Regions from separate parts of the Homo sapiens genome. Here region 2 is linked to region 1. A link is a contact called in ENCODE Hi-C data. All regions are on one chromosome and are shown on one strand. Each heading gives the region's core, a stretch centred on a gene start or an enhancer-like site at or near the end of the contact. The rest is flanking DNA. Distances are from core to core; before and after follow the strand shown. Region 1 has its middle 45 kb from the start of PCED1B. Region 2 has its middle 140 kb from the start of LINC02156.

Region 1 (4,660 bases), core at 517-3,016:
TCAATGAATCTGTATTTTATAGGTGAAGGAGGTATATAGCTTTTAAAAATCTTTGTAGTTATCTTACTTAGAAATAAAATGGGAGGCAGGTTTGCCTGATGAAGTTTCCAGCTTGACTTTTCTTTTTGGCTTAGTGATTGGGGTCCTGAGATTTATTTTCCTTTCACAACCTTAAAATCATCAGACACTGCATAAATGTGAAGGCCTAGGCTGATTTTTTTTTGAACTGGATATTATGAAAGATACAAAGGTTGAGGCTATAAACTTCAAAGCTGCCAGGATAGACTAAAACTTCATAACCAATCCACAAGATGCCAGCATTCCATCAGTGCTCAAAAATCCAAGAACGCACATGGGTCATTACAGTGTTCATGTTATTTGAAAGGAAATGCAAATATGGTAACATTTCATTTGGAAAAAGAAAAAGAATATATATGAACTACCACAAGTTTTCCAATATCTGTCTTTAAACTCCTAAGAGCTAATATGTAACAAATTTAAAGAGAGAATATTTGGTGAGAGAAGGTGGGGGTTTTCCTATTCAGCTTAATGGTAATTTTTAGAATTTCCTATTCAAGAAGCCACTAGATGGCCCTAAAGCCCACCTTTATCAAAACACACACACAGAGAGCTGGCAAGACGAAGAAGAAAAAAATTTAGCCATTTGCTCATAAGTTAAAACTGAAAAAAGATAATTCATACAAAGACATAAGGTCTATCCTGTGTTTACTTAAGGTTTTAAGAAAATCAAGTTTTGCTACAAAACTTGGAGCATTTTTCTTTCTGGGAACATATAAGTACATATCATAATAACCAACTTCTCTACAACATGCATGATTTTTGATGGTGCTAATATACTAGTGGTTAGATTTTCCAAGATTGATCGAATTATTAGAGCTTCTAAGCAGAAATTACATAGTAAAGAAATCCAATACATAAGAAATAGTGAACTTGAGTGAGATTACAACTCAGCTGAGTTGTTTGATCAGCATAAGAAACAGTACTACACAGCCTCTTTCACAACCATGTGCTGACATAGTGCACAGAGTGTTCCTGGCTCCCGTGGCCTCCCGTATCCTACCCTGGCACTTCCATTCCTCACTGGTTCCTGCGTTTCTGTCTGCCGCTCTGCAGGGACAAGGACTGTGGCTCTCTTGTGCAAGGTTACCTCTCCATCACCTATTGTAACTGGTCATTGGAGCATTTCTGGCATGCCAGTGCCAACTATAGTGTGCTTAAAACATATCCACCAAAGTTTTACACCGTACTTAGAAGTGTTCCATGTTATTTGTATTTAGAGCTATAAATCAGTTGATTTATTCAAATCAGAAATACAAATGAGATAAAGGGACAAAGTTCCACAATTCTGCTGATTCAAAGTAAAAATAAGGTATTAGTCCAGGTAGAGTGGAAAGCACAAATTCATCAGCAGTAACAAGTGGAAGCCAGGCGTGTCCATGAGAACAGTGGAAGTCTCCTGGGAATTAGGAGACATCTTGGAGAAGACAGTGGGTTTTTCCACAGGGCATAAAATGGGTATTCAAGCCAATCTGATTAAAATCTTCAGAGGCAAAAGACCCTAGCAGACCCAAAGTTATTATATAAGCATTTTAAAATAGAAACTGCATAGAGAAGTGGCAGCTGAAATACAAATGACAAAAAGCCTTTGGGTAAATTGGCTCAGGAGCTTTGTGATGCTAAAGAAAATGGAATCAGCCACAGGCAACAGAGAAGGCAGATGGGGAAAGACACAGTCCTGAGGAATAACCTTTGCAAGCACATCTGCGACGTGACACAGCCACTGAACATTCCCTGAATACAGCCGATAAGATCAAGAGCGAGCATTTCTTAATCAGTCATTGCTCTAGAGTCTTCAACACAAATGCCTAGATTTTTCTGGTAAAAGAAAAGCTCATTCCATGAGTGAGCAGCAAGTTAATAAGGAGAGAAAAATTATCCTGCCCTTTTCTCTGTTTTGTTTTTCCTATCACTCCTTCTCCTATTAAGGTTAATTTTATGTTTGAGAAGAGCATGTGTTTTCATTATCAGGAAAAAAATGTCTGTTTTTAAAATGTATTAGCATATTTTATTTGTTTTTGTCATAATGCACCCAGAAATAAAAGAAACCACAAAAGTCCATGTGATGACTCATGAGTTTTTATTTCTCTTGGGTATACCTGGTTTCCTTACAGGAGCGTCACCCTTCTCCTGACTGAACCAGACACCTGGGGAAATCTTTCCATAGCACTGGTTTCTGATTTGCAAGTTCACTCATCACAATTTATCAAATGAAGTGGGTTCACTCATCTAACTTCTACTGAATGCCTAGTATATGCTGTAGATATAGAAATAAATAAGCCCAAAGTCCTACCTACAAAAAAGTCATGACTACTAAAAAAGAAATAAAACTGTGATTATAAGATACTGTGGTAAATGTTGCAATTAAGGTTCACATCGTGTAAAGCTTTGGGCTGCATGCTATATTTATTTCTCAGGAATCCATTCCAAGGCAAGAAAACCCAACCAATACTCAGCTAAACAAAAAGACATTTATTTGTCTCAGACAACACAAAAGCCAGGGAGGTAGGCAGTCCAGGGCTGGGAAAATAGCTCCCTAATGTATCAGGGACCCAGGCTCGTCTGTCTTTACCACTCCTTCACCACCATCCTTGGCTTGGAGGCATTTGTCTTCATATTTGCTGCCTTGTGGTTGTAAGGTGGCTGCTACATTTTGAAACATCACATCTGTTCATGTTCCAGGCAGGGAGAAGGGGGAAGAACAAAGGGCAAAATGAGTCATGTTAGCCCATTTTTTGCTTTTTTATCAGGAAAACAAAAAATTTCCCAGAGACCCCAGCACATAGACATTGTTTTATCTTATCCGTCAGAGCTGTGTCACAAAGCCACCCTGGCCAGAAGGTGGCTAGCGAAAAGCGGGCATGGGATAGGAATTAGGCTGGCGGACCCACAGCGTGAGACACTAATGTACCCCACATGCTCCTGTTGCTATCTTCTACCCATTTGAACAACTACTGTCCTCTCTATTCTGCATGCTGGCTAGGAGAGCCTAGGCAACAAACAGTCCACAGGTATGCCTATGGTTACTGCTATTTCAACAGAGTTCACTGGAGTAAGATGATGAGGGAGGAAGTTCATCTTTTTGAGGATTTACCCCCTGTTTACATTCAGTCTTTCCATGTTGAACTAGAAATTCAAAGAGGAGGCATCATGTCTCCTTAAATATATATATCTTTCCCCTCTTTGGAGATCAGGATCTGTTTTAGACTGTGGGGAATTCAGTAGCCCCAACTCTGTTTTCAGGTGAGGTAACTGAAACCTCCCTGCTTCAGCAGTGCGATTCCCACTACCTGTTTACAAGAGAACTGAATATCCCCTCCCCTAGGGATCCTCTGCTGGAACTCCGATTACCCCATAAGTTGCTGTTAAATCAGTGAATGGCATTCATTAGGCACATATCATGTGACAAGCAGTGTATCATATTCCTCTAATTCTTCAAAAACAACTTTATGAGAGAGGTACTAACGTCATCTATTTAACCATGAGGAAGTCAAAGCACACAGAAGTTAAGTCATTTGTCCAAGGTTACATGGCTAATATGCAGTGAGGCAGGGATTCAAACCCAGGCAGTTGGCTTCTTATGGAGAACTGGGCAAGGGATCTTAGTACTAAATCAGCTAACCTCATCTAGTGGAAATGTCATTCTCAGAGTTCTTCAGGCTGCAGACACCAGGCTTCTGTAACTAGCTCTAGGTCAGTTTGGAAAGGTGCATGGTAAACACCAATAATTTAGGAATATAAGGCAGCTTAAGATTTTAATTCATTCATTCTTCAATAAATATTTATTGAACCCCTGAAACGTGCTAGGTTTCACTCCATGGCCTGGGGATTCAACTATGGGCAAGAGAGCATGGTCCCTTACCTGAAAGTTTACTGTTTCTAGGGAAGACAAGGAATTAAGTAAAATTTGATGAGTAATATACTGAGAAAAATTCAAGGTACTATACAAGTGTATTATAGAAGACATTCGTATTTTGGGGGTGGAGGTGGGGAGTTTGTCGGGGAGTGCTTTTTTTTTTTTTTTTTTTTTTTTTTAGGCAGAGTCTCACTCTGTTACCCAGGCTGGAGTGCAGTGGTGCAATCTTGGCTCACTGCAGCCTCCATCTACTGGGTTCAAGCGATTCTCTTGCCTCAGCCTCTCAAGTAGCTGGGATTACAAGTGCGCACCACCATGCCTAGTTAATTTTTGTATTTTTAGTAGAGATGGGGTTTCACCATGTTGGCCAGGCTGGTCTCGAACTCCTGACCCCAAGTCATCTGCCCGCTTCAGCCTCCCAAACTGCTGGGATTACAGGCATAAGCCACCACGCCAGGCCATCAGGGAGTACTTCTAAGAGGAAGTAACATTTGAGTTCTCTGATATGTTGCAGTTAGCCAGACAAAGATCCTGACTGGAAAGATTCTGACTGGAAAGAAGAGGTATGGGTGTTTGTGTAGTTCTAGAGCGGGGAAAACCTAGTTTGTTGAAGAACTGGAATGAATTGCAAAACCCCCTGAAGTAAAAGATACCTGAAGAGGTGGGCAGAAGTGGAGTCATGAAGAGCTCTGTGACCTTCTAAGCCAACTTAAAGTCAAGTATTTT
Region 2 (4,632 bases), core at 1,540-4,039, 520 kb after region 1:
GTTTTGACAAATGTACTATAGTTATCTGAGATGTTAACATTAGGAGAAACTGGATGAAACACATACAGGCATTCTCTATACTATCTTTATAATTTGCTGTAAATCTAAAATTATTCCAAAATAAATTTTATTTAAAAAATTAATACTAAAATATTTTTTAGAATTACCTGGCACATAATAACTGCTCAGTGAATGTTGGCTGTTATTATTACTCTCCCTCATCTCCCATTCTCTTGGTAAGTCTGTTTCTTCTCACTCACCATCCTGCAGCTTGGCTTTCTGCTTTTCAGGCACATGGCAGAGAATGGGCGTGCCACAGCTCCGTACCTATACAACTCAGTTCATGAAACCAGCAGAGATTGACTAGCATTGCTGAATCTGAATTCCAAATTCCCAAGAGAGAAAATCCGATTGGTCCAGCTTGGGTCAGGCCTTCTCCTATGGTCTAATTGCCTATGGCTGAGGGCAGGGGTCATGGAGTAGTACATACCTTGCCACAGGGACTTATTATTTTGGAATAAGAACAGGAGGGTCTCAGAACAGGAGTTCATGAATGGGACAGACATTGGAAAGCTGTCTATCTCAGCAATGCTACAGGAAGTGTGGTCCATGGGCCACAGCATCAGCATCACCTGGGGGTTGGTAAGAAACGCAACTTCTTGGCCTCGCTCCAGAACTTTTGAGTCAGAGCCTAGAAGGAGAGTGATGAGGGGGGCGTGAATCTATGTTTGAAGACAAATTCTCTGAGTGATTCTTATACATGCCAAAATTTGAGAAGCATAATAGCACAGGATTATTCAGTCCATGACAAAGAAAAAATCACCTTAATGACATCTTCTAAATATGCTAGAGGAGAATTAGACTATGATATATTAATATAAATTAGAATAATTGTTTAACAATAAAAAGACAAAGTATCCAATTTTCTAAAAAATGGGAAAAGTACTTGAATAGACACTTCTCCAAAGAATATATACAAATGGCCAACAAGCACATGAAAAGATGCTCAATATCATTAATTTTATGAAATATCACTTACCATCCACTAGGATGGCTAGAATCAAAAAGTCAGATAGGCTAGACACAGTGGCTCATCCGTATAATCCCAACACTTTGAGAGGCCAAGGCGGGAGGATTGCTTGAGTCCAGGAGTTTGAGACCAGCCTGGGCAACATAGTGAAAGCCTGTCTCTACAAAAGAAATAATAGTAATCTTAAAAAATAGCCAGGCATAGTGACATGTGACTGTAGTCCCAGCTACTTGGGAGGTGGAGGTGAGAGGATCACTTGAGCCCAGGAGGTCAAGGCTGCACTGCATTCCATCCTGGGCAACAGAGTAAGACTGTCTCAAAAAAAGAAAAAAAAAAGTCAGACAATAACAAGCATTGACAAGGATGTTTAGAAATTAGGATCCTTATACATTACTGATGAGAATGTCAAGGGTTCTGCCACTGTGGAAAATAGTTTGTCAGTTCCTAAAAAAATTAAACATTGAATTACCATATGACCCACCAATTCTCACTCCGAGGTATATATCCAAAGAAGTGAAAACAGGTATTCAAATGAAGTTATGAACAGGCAGGTTCATAGCAACCATATTCACAATAGCCAAAGGGTGAAAACAGCCCAAATAGTCATCCACTCATGAATGGGTAAACAAAGTGCAGTATATCCAGATAACAGAATATTACTCGGCCATAAGAAGCAATGAAGCACTGATACATGCTACGATGTTGATGAGCCTTGTAACATTAGGCTAAGTGAAAAAAGCCAGACATAAAAGGTCACATATAGCATGATTGCATTTAGATGAAATATCCAGAATACAGAAACTCATAGGGAAGGAATACAGATTGGTGGTTTCCAGGGACTAGGGAGAGGGGAGGATGAGGAGAAACTGCTAAACAGGTAAGGGGTTTTACTTTGGATTGATGAAAATATTTTGAAACTAGAGAGAGGTGGTGGTTGTACAACATTGTGAGTGTACTAACTCCACCGAATGGTTTGCTTTAAAATGGTTAATTTCATGTTGTATGGATTTCACTTCAAAAAACTATTTTTTAAAATTTCTAATGTGTTTTTTTTCCTGATTCCCATTCCATTGGCAGGCAGAAAAAGATCTAGACAGATTGTCAATTTTAACCACAGCCAGAACTGGCCTTAGCTCAAGCATCATTCAATTTAAGACAACACAAGGGTTGTCTCTGGCCCCCTCAAACTCCTTTCCACCAGCCTGTTTCTAATTCCTAAAAAGTCACTAGTAGACAGTTATTTCTGCTGGTTAGAGATGAAGGATGAAACAGATGCTGTCATGAAAGTATGATGCTAAGATCCTACACAGTTCTTTGGGGAAAGATGATTTTTCAATGTCACCTAGCACCCTCTATATTTAGTTACCATAATGATGAAGACACCATTTCTTACTGCAGTTGAAGTCCATTTCCCCTTAGTCGGGCCTCTGTTGAGGTGGAGAATTATGGCAGTTATCCTGGTGGGGTATAAATACAAGACAGCTATCACATCACTTCCAATCTTTCTCTTCTCTAGGCTAAAGACCTTTAAATGCTTTTTCTCTTTTTTTTAAAGGAATAATGTTCTAGCCTTTTAATCACTCATGCTGCATTTCTCCAGTATTCACTCCTGTTTCTCCTCACTTGTCAAATTGTGGGGTTATGAACTACAGAAAGTACTCATGTTGGGGGCAGACTAACGTCAACTAAAGTGGACAGTGCATTCCCCAGCTCTCATGTATTACGTTCCTCTTGGCACAACCCAGTATGGCTTGGACTTGAAATAATTATGTTTTCTTAGCTTTCAACCCAAGCATCTGTTCCAGATGGCCCTGGAGCACAGGAGTCGTGCTGCTCATGGTTAGGGGCTTGCCCTAAAAGAGTCAGTCATTAGTCTCCTTCATAACACAGAGGGCTGATTGTTGTGATTTAACAACAAACCAAATGTTTGTCATCACAATCCTGAGGAAAAATGATGAGTCACAGTGCATTTAAGAGAAAGTTCCACTTTGCCTCCCAAAAGGGCTCAGACTAAGTCCTTTGGTTTTATATATTAGGTTGAAACATTTGCAGTGGATTTTTGTAAGTAAGAAATAATAAAAAAGCAGCAATTTAATATTGTTCAATCTAGTCCAAAAAAATGAGCAATAATTCACAGGCAGCCACATAGACTGTATACAGCATTTCTTCAGAAACACAGCCTGAGCTGACCAGGAAGAACAGGCAGGTGCCATATTGGTTTCATTACAGAGTTTGAGAAAGCCCCCTGCCTTTTGGAAAACCTTCCCTACCTGTCTGCATAGGGTTGAAATTCAACTTGCCCTTTTGGGGATCACTGACCTCTTTAAGGATCTGCTAAAAGCTATGGACCCTTGACATAGTAATTACTACGAAAACATAATTACCACTGAAATTAATAGTATATTATTTAGCCAGCATATAGATCATATATGCAATACTCATAATCTTAGACCTTTAGCACAAATAAAAAAGGCAAAATATATTTTTAAAAAATAATCCACAAGACAATCACTATTACAAACTAGAAGCCAGCAATGCTCTGACAGCAGATCTTTGTGTGAGATAAGCCAAATATACAACTGCCCAGAATGCAGTGTGGTAACTCACATTTATTGGCATTCAGTGGCTTGAGAAGTTCCTGAATCCAAATTGGTCTTCATAGGTACTAAGAAATGCCTCTTACACGAAAGTAGGGAGCTTAAGTGATATATTCTGTAAGGTTGAATTGTCTCAACTCAAATAAACATATACTGGGGTATAACTGAATTTGTCAAAACTTAGGAAACAGCCACATATGGTGGTTAATGCCTATAATCCCAGCACTTTGGGAGGCTGAGGCAGAAGGATCTTTTGAGCCTAGAAGTTGAAGACTAGCCTGGGCAACATAGCAAGATCCTATCTCTACAAAAAATAAATAAATAAATAAAAATTAGCTGGGTGTGGTGGCACATGTGCTGAGGCAGAAGGACTGTTTGAGCCCAGGAATTTGCAGCTGCAGTGGGCCATGACTGTGCCACTACACTCCAGCCTGGGTGACAGAGTGACACCATCTCCAAAAAAATTGTTTTAATAAAAATAAAGAAATAAGTATCTTTAAAAACCTAAGAAACAGAAGAGCTCCCTAGGATCCTATGGTGCTAAGCTTGGAAACAAGACCTCTTACTATTCACTATCCATCAGACCAGCCTTCGGTACACAGGAGGTCTAGAAACTTTAATATGAAACTGACTCAATAGTCCTATAGACAGGTTTAAAAAAAGAAAACATAGAAATTGACCCTTCTTGTCTTAAAGCTTGAAACTTACATTTGTTGTATCTGAATTTTTTTCCTCAGGAAAAGACCCCAGCCTCTCAAAAAGTATCAAAGAACCAAAACGCACCAGATCATGGCACCCAAACAATAAAATGCCAGGTCCCTCCTGCATCAGGATTGCTTCCTTGCCCCTCCCTAGTTCCTATTTTCTTACACATAGTTACATTTCTTCCTTGCTATATAAACCCCTAATTTTAATTGGTCAGGAAATGGATTTGAGATTGATCTCCCATCCCCTCAGCTGCAGCACCCAATTAAAGCCTTCTTCCTTGGCAACACTCGTTGTCTC

What was found. A loop is a pair of places that touch in the nucleus more often than their neighbours do. Pooled maps may share reads with other maps.
Region 2: a loop to region 1 is called in a map of MCF 10A, with 7 times the contacts of the local background. The contact joins two enhancer-like sites. A Hi-C loop is called at or near these places in 7 of 168 maps with a recorded cell type or tissue (A673, HCT116, IMR-90 and 4 more) and 4 of 50 pooled maps.

What each region holds. Positions count from the first base shown.
Region 1 is chr12:47,032,170-47,036,829 of GRCh38, forward strand. No RefSeq gene overlaps it. Among named protein-coding and RNA genes, the nearest start is that of PCED1B, 45 kb to the right of the region's middle. Within about 2 kb of position 1,767, at least 7 of the 41 ENCODE cell types and tissues checked have a DNase peak (open chromatin) inside an H3K27ac peak, as active enhancers do.
Region 2 is chr12:47,548,807-47,553,438 of GRCh38, forward strand. No RefSeq gene overlaps it. Among named protein-coding and RNA genes, the nearest start is that of LINC02156, 140 kb to the left of the region's middle. Within about 2 kb of position 2,790, at least 2 of the 41 ENCODE cell types and tissues checked have a DNase peak (open chromatin) inside an H3K27ac peak, as active enhancers do.